Regions from separate parts of the Homo sapiens genome. Here regions 1 and 2 are each linked to region 3. The links are chromatin loops, found by intact Hi-C in ENCODE. Cell type or tissue: Caco-2. All regions are shown on one strand.

Evidence for each region. A loop is a pair of places that touch in the nucleus more often than their neighbours do. Peaks named below come from ENCODE experiments on the same cell type or tissue, not always from the same donor. Only the 100,000 strongest peaks of a DNase experiment are listed, where the experiment ranks them.
Region 1: it touches region 3 in a loop (6-fold over the local background); 1 of 110 quality-filtered maps calls a loop at or near these places.
Region 2: it touches region 3 in a loop (10-fold over the local background); 1 of 110 quality-filtered maps calls a loop at or near these places.

What each region holds. Positions count from the first base shown.
Region 1 is chr4:30,865,997-30,868,496 of GRCh38, forward strand. The region is part of intron 1 of PCDH7 (protocadherin 7); the gene reads left to right. Among named protein-coding and RNA genes, the nearest start is that of PCDH7, 150 kb to the left of the region's middle. In Caco-2, no CTCF peak of the experiment used is centred here; a DNase peak (open chromatin) is centred at 1,125.
Region 2 is chr4:30,756,231-30,758,730 of GRCh38, forward strand. The region is part of intron 1 of PCDH7 (protocadherin 7); the gene reads left to right. Among named protein-coding and RNA genes, the nearest start is that of PCDH7, 37 kb to the left of the region's middle. RefSeq lists an enhancer at 707-1,906. In Caco-2, no CTCF peak of the experiment used is centred here; a DNase peak (open chromatin) is centred at 1,241.
Region 3 is chr4:31,042,348-31,044,847 of GRCh38, forward strand. The region is part of intron 2 of PCDH7 (protocadherin 7); the gene reads left to right. Among named protein-coding and RNA genes, the nearest start is that of LINC02497, 130 kb to the right of the region's middle. RefSeq lists an enhancer at 1,282-1,851. In Caco-2, no CTCF peak of the experiment used is centred here; no DNase peak of the experiment used is centred here.

The sequences.
Region 1 (2,500 bases), 180 kb before region 3:
AGCTCCTTCTGTGTTTTTGCCTGAACCTAGTTGAATTCCTGTATGTTAAATGAACATGAAATGACTCCACTCCTGTCTTTTTAAAGCTCTCTTATTACCTGATAGTCTTGAGTTATTTCTGCTCATTATCTCATGGCTCTTTCTACTTCCTTCCATTGCCCTCCTTTCTTTACTTGGCAAAATTTTAAAAAAGCTGGTTCTATATCAAGAAGCTTAACTTTATTTACATGTTGGTAATGAGGGGAGATTTGAGAAGTTTAACCTGGCTTGTTACTTAACAGGTTACTAATTACCTAACATATCTACATTATTTCATTAAATTATCTAAACTTCCTCCAGAAAGAAGTATTGCTATTAATATTGTAAATTTAAGGAAACAGATGCTTAGTCAGCTTGTGTAGCAAAGACTTAAACAGAGGCAAAATGAGATCTGTTTGACCTGAAGTTCATGCTCTTTCCATTATACACAACAGCTTTCCTTATTTGACTTAGATCTTTTTAATAGAGGCATTTTTGGGCTGATTGCTGTAACGTTAGAGCAAATATACTCCAGTTTCTAACTTTTCTGTTCAATTTTCCAGGTTACATTACTGTGAAATGAAGTGACTGGATATTTTGCTTACACAGCTTTGCTCAGCAATCAGTTGCTTTCTGGCCATGGCCATAAAAGGAAAATTCTTTCCACAAATAGAATCTCTGGCAAAAAAAAAAAAAAAGTATTGTCCTTTTGATGTGTTTTTACTCCTTTCTCTGCAATCCTTACATGGTAAACTGGAATAAGACAATCGTTTACAGAGAAACAGGACTTGCAAAGGAAAGATGAAACCCTTCTGCAGCCATTAAAGAAGTTTCTGTATGTAGCCCTCATTTTGATAAAGCAGTAAACCTGACGTTTTGTTTTCCTTTTTCTTTTCCTTTCTTTTTGGTTTCCCCCCAGAACACAGAGCTGGACTTTGGTTGGGGTAACAAAAAGGAAATGAAACCTTATTCTTAAATGTGAGGTAGATCTAAGGTTCATGGTGTAGAAATGGGAAAATTGTTTTCTACACCTTTGCTTGCTACCATCTAGATGGAATTAGAGATTGTTTGCCCAGGGTGATGAGATTCAATTGGTATGTCACCTCAGGCTGTCTGTACAGGTCCATGGATCAGAGCTCTCTGTGACTTCCCAGAAATGTAAACCACAGATGGAGAATTATTGCTGGTTTGAACTTTTAGTTCTGATTTGATTTGTTTATCCTGTGTAGAATTAGTCTCTGTATGCTAAGGGAGAAAAAGGTAAGAATGGAGGTGAGGGTCCGTCTTAGTATTTCCCACAGGCCCCCTCACAGAAATTGTTGGAATTTTAAAGAATATACTCAAATCAGTAAGAAAGTATATGTTTTGTGATGTGCTTTGTAATTATTTACAACATTTGTCCTATACTTCAGGGCACCTAATACTCAAATCATTGTTCAGCAAGGAAGAATGAAAGCCTCTTTTAAGATGGTACATGATGTACTCACTAACTTTTGCATTCCTAACCATCATTTTTTTCTCCTGGATCTCATCACCTAAGCTGTAGGCTCCTTGGGGGAAAGGAAGGACAAGGATTTAGACATCCGTGGATTCAACTGAGAGCCTGGCACACAGCCTTTCTCTGGGTAGGAGCCCACAGAAGGTTTGGTGATTCACTGGTGCCGCCACTTCCTTGCGAGAAAGGGGAAAACAGACATGCAGTGTGATGTGGAATATGTCTATTTGTCCCTGTCACTCATATGGATCACCTGAGGGGAAAATAGCATTCATTTTTCATTCTGATGGTAGGGCTATTCAAAAGAGATACTTGCATTTTATCAGAGGTGATATCCTCATTTTGAGAAACTAACATATAGTTCTGGATTAGGATGCAGTTTAAAAATTGCACGATATTTTTAATATACATTAAAATGTAGGTCTGTCAATCATGCTGGTTTTTCTATAAGAGGATGTCATAAAACCTTTCCCTAAAAGAGGCTCAAATTTGAAGCCACATTAGTTATTATTAATAGTTATTATCCATCATTACATGTCTTATAAAATCCGTCATTTTCACTACTTTTCAGTAGTCCTGTCAGAAATGTATTCTGACAGAAATAAAAATTCATGCACTACTAACTGGGACTTCAGTTAATGATACCAACTGTTATGAATATTCACTTTTTAAAGCTACCCTTTCTGGCGAAATTCCTATATGCCAGGCATGGTGCTAAGTGTTTTACATACATCACCTCGTTTAATCCCTATTATAGTGCTATTTTAAAGATGAAGAAATGGTGATTTAGGTTCATTTGCATGCTAGCATCATACAAAATGGTACAGCTGAAATTCAAGTGGTATGTCAGATTGCAAAACCCCAATTTTAAACATTACGCTGCTGACTTAAGTTCCTTGCTGAATTGTCTCTGCCTTTTCCTGAGCACTTACGAGCAGGCGTTGTGTATGTTCTGATTTAGCTTCTCTGACAAGGAATGTTCAGTGC
Region 2 (2,500 bases), 290 kb before region 3:
AGTGTAAGAACTCACTACCTCAAGAATGGCACCCCGCTGTTCATGAGGGATCTTCCCTCATGACCCAGACACCTCCCACTAGTCCTTACCTCCCAACAGCACCACACGGGGGATCAAATTTCAACATGAGATTTGGTGGGGACAAACCAACTATGTCCAAATGATAGCACCCACCCGGAAGATGAGGAAACTGAGACAAATACAGATTCAGTAACTTCAGGTCATATACTTAGTAAACGGTAATAATGGAACTTGAATCCTTAATGTCTGATGCTAGAGACCTTGGTCTCAACCATTACATTGTGCTGACACCCCGAATACGGTACAACCTCTTCTTATCTTTCATGTTTCTGTGCATGTTAAGAAAATTTTGCTTGTGTCAACTTAAAAAATGCTCAGGCTGTTTGTTATCCCTGTATGTTACGCCACTACCTATATTTCTCCTAAAACATTGTTTCATTACTCATTCTCTTCCTGTCTTTTGTTCAGTCTCTCTCCCCATTAGTTCTTGCTTAGATGTCTAACATCTTAAACATGTACCAACTTCTTCACAGCTCTCTCCCACCATAAAATGGAGTCTTCCTTTGTACGTATTTATTTCTTCATCTCCCTTTTGGCTGTGAGCTCACTACTCTCTGGCCTACGCCTTAATCTCCTTTTCCAACTGTTTTTTGCTAAGTCTCCTCTGACTGAGAGGCTTGGATCTTTCAGCCTTACTGTGCCACTGTTTGTAGGAAGCTCTGCTCCCAGAGCTTACAGTAACAGCTGTCACTATATCCAGGGGGTACTTCTACCTCCAAACAGTTCTACATCTTTTTCATCCTTTCAATGTCACATTCCCAAAGCTTCCATTGAGTTACACTCCTTATTATAGCAGTCACCACCTATCAAAAGAGCTTCTATTTTCAAATGACAGTTGGTTTCTGTATTTGTGCACAAGACTCAATGTGTAATGTGTGCAAAGTCAAACTCACTATCTCCCTGTAGCTGCACACCCATTCTGCTCCTTTTTCTAGGCTTCATCCTCAAATGTTCTACCTTTCATGATGCCCTAAGAGTTATTCCAAAAAAATAGATCTTGCTTTCTGGATTGTCCAAGTTGCTCCTGTGTGTAAAAGCCTTCAGTAGCACCAATAGGATAAAGCGAACACCGTGAGCAGGGCAGAAAGGCCCTTAGCAAATGATTATCAATCTGCATTTTCTGACTTTCCTCGCAGGCACTCTGCCTAGCCCTGCTCAGGTATGCTAGCCATACCTAGCCTATTTACTATTTGCCCAACAGGATTTCCCCTGTATCAGCTGTGTGCCTTTGTACATTCCTTTTTGCCTGTATGAAACATCCTTTGATCCTTCTCCATTTCTCAGAAACACACTCATATTTCATGACTCAGCTCAAATGTCACTTCCTATGCAATGCTTTCCCTGCCTCCCACGCCAAATGAGTTGTTCTCCTTCCTTTAGTCTTCATTCGACATACACTAATCACTTTGCATTCCAATTAAATTTTTATATGCCTATTCCCGCAATTATGTGACCTTTTCAAGAAAAAGGACTGTCTAATTTATCACTGAATACCCAACGTTGCATACATAGTAGGCTCTCAATAAAAGCTTGTAGAATGATTGGAGTGATCAGATTAGTGACTGAAAGCAACAAACATTCATATAATGCATATGTACATGCTCTGTGCCAGGCAGTGCTCAAGGTGTTAGGACGGGAAAGAACAGCCTTGCTAAAAATCACTGCTATCACGGGGAGCTTACATTCTAGTAGAGAAATGTGCATGATTAATAAGACATTGATAAGCAAAGTGTACACTTAGATGGTGGCAAATGTTATGAAAAAAAATGCAGAGACAATGTAGGGAGTTCTGAGGACCGTGAGGGCTGCAATTAGCTATCAAGAAAGGCCTTGATAAGAAGGTGATGTTTGAGAAAGACCTAAACTGTAGGAGGGAGGAAACCATGTGAATATTGAGCATCTCACCACACAGAGAGAACAGGAAGATCCAGGTAGAAACCTGTATGGGATACTTGAAGCCTGGTCCTGGAGACCAGCATGGTGGGAGAGGGGTTGGGGAGTATGGGAGTATTAGAAAGGAAGTGTTAGGAAGAAAGTTCAGAGAAGAGGTTATGTTGTGCATGGTTTTACCCTAAGTGTCATGAGATGCCATTGGAAGACTGGCAGACAAATGGAATACTTCATAGAATTTAAAACATTTATCTTACAGTTCCAGTATGAGCAGTTACTGCCCGTAAGTTTGTAACAATAGCTTTGAAAAGAGCATCGAAGGCTCTTGATATTGTGGTTCATTTTGCCATACATATATATTTGAGGACAGCCAACATTCACAAAGATAAAAACCACATCTCCATCTGCAATAGCATGACAGTTGTGTGAGCACTAAAGGGCAGATAGGACAAATGACCCTGCCTGCATCGGTGGACAGGAAGGGAGAAAAGCATGGCTGGGAATGCAGGTATTGCACTAAGTATTGCAC
Region 3 (2,500 bases):
ATTCTCCAATCTCTTTTTGATCTTTGCATGCTGTATTAATGACTGTTAATTACATTGACATGGAGAATATTTGATTTTTTTGATGAACAGTGTTGCAATAATTTATGAAAACTATCATGCGTGTGTGTCTATATGGGTATGTGTGTGTGTATTTTATATTTATGAATCGTTTATGCAGATCGTTTCAAGAAAAGGGAGTCTTGTAAGTTAACTCCTAACTTAGTTTCTTTGGGGTCCTGTGGGAAGCATTGGGGAAGGATTAGATATCGAAGTCAAACTCAAAAATTTTACTCTTTAGGGAGAGACAATTGCACAAAAATAAATGTGATGTATAGTAAAGTGTAAAAACTACCATTTGAAAAATGCAGATGATCAGTGGTGGATAACATAAAAAAAGAGATTGTTTTCAGCAAAATAATGTGCATAAAGGAATTACTGTAAAGTTTGATGTCTTGTTCAATTTTTTGTTCCTTTAACAGAATACTTGAGACTGGGTAATTTATAAAGAAAAGAAACATATTTATTATCGTTCTAGGGGCTGGAAAGTCAGAGGTTCAGGGGCTACATCTGGTGAGGGGCCTTTTGCTGGTGCAGAGTCCCAAGGAAGCACAGGGTATCACATTCTGAGGGGCTCACAGGAGACAGCCAAACTAGCCTATATAATGGCCCATTCCTATGATAACCAACTCACTCTCATGATAATGCATTAATCCATTAATTCATGAATCCGTGAATGGATTTTTTTCATGGGGGCAGAGCTTCTATAACCCAATCACCTCTTAAAGACCTCATCTCGTAATACTGTTACCCTAGGGATTAAGTTTCAACATGAGTTCTGGAGGGGACAACTATTCAAACCATAGCATCTGGCATAAAATAATGTGCTTCAATGAACATATGCGTGCATGTATCTTTATAATGGAATGATTTATATTCCTTTGGGTATATACCCAGAAATGGGATTGCTGGGTCAAATGGTATTTCTGCCTCTAGGTCTCTGAGGAATTGCCACACTGTCTTCCACAATGTTTGAACTAATTTACACTCCCACCAACAGTGGAAAAGTGTTCCTTTTTCTCCACAACCTCCCCAGCATCTGTTGTTTTTTGACTTTTAGTAATAGCCTTTCTGACTGGTGTGAGATGCTATCTGATTGTGGTTTTGATTTGTATTCTCTAAAGATTAGTGATGTTGAGCTTTTTAAGATATGTTTGTTGGCTGCATGAATGTCTTCTTTTGAGAACTCTCAGTTCATGTTGCCCTTTGCTCACTTTTTAATGGGGTTTTTTGTTTGTTTGTTTCTTGTAAATTTGTTTAAGTACCTTGTAGATGCTGGACGTTAGACATTTGTCAGATGGATAGATTGCAAAAATTTCTCCCATTGTGTAGATTGTTTGTTCACTCTGATAATAGTTTCTTTACTCTGATAATAGTTTCTTTTGCTGTGTAGAAGTTCTTTAGTTAATATTTTCAAGAGGTTAAAGGAGGATGAGGCTGAGCAGTTACTGAGTTTACAAAGGAGATCACTGTAAGCCTTCAAGGCAATTGCTTTGTCATGGTAAAGGCATAGGCTAAAGTGTAAGGGACTTAAAATTAAATGGGAGCTGAGAAAATGGAGCTGGCTGGAAGTAGTTTACCTTTCTCTAAGGATATCTAATGATGAGAGAAAGGAGAGAAGATGGCAGCTTCTGGTGTAACTTATGCCTAAAAGTGGCAATCTCTTAGGGACAACTTCTGTTTATTTAAATACATAAATAGGTCAGTAAGTAAGTAAATAATAGTGGTGCCTACCATTAAGAAACAATGAGGAGAGGGTTCATTCAGTATAACAGATGCCACATTTTAGGGGGCTGGAAAGAAATTAGCAGGTTATGCAGAAAGCCAGACATTCTCAAGATTAACAAAGTGGACTCTGGGATTTTTATACAAACTGTGCAGAGAAAAGTCAAAAGGTATACACATGTCTGTGGGCACACATTTTAATACTATAACTGTGGCTTTTTTTCATTTATATAGTGTAAATTTTATATCCCATATTTCTTTAAGCATAAATATCCTATGACAACAAGGTATTATGGCTTTCTCCCTTTTCATTTTTTTAAGTGTAATTATCAGCAAGAAGAATGCATTCAACAGACACAGAATATTGATTTCATTTTTCATTGATTGACATTTCTGTGTTTTCTTATGCTAGGAGGCTAACAACTTTCAATTTTATGTATTTTATCTAGATTTTTAAAATATAATAATGATTTAATATATGTGGGATAATACATTACTACCACATTTGTGCACTAGAGTTATTCTAAAGTACTAAGCAGTGAAACAGACAAAAATGTGAGTGTTGTTAGTAATATAATTTGGTGTTTTAACAAACAATAACAAGAATCTCTAAATTAATTAATTGGTTATTTTAATAAGCTTGGAGTCCTTTCTTAGGAAAATAAAAATAAGATTCACTATAGCTGTCTTTCCTTTTCAGGAGGAGGGAGATAAAGTT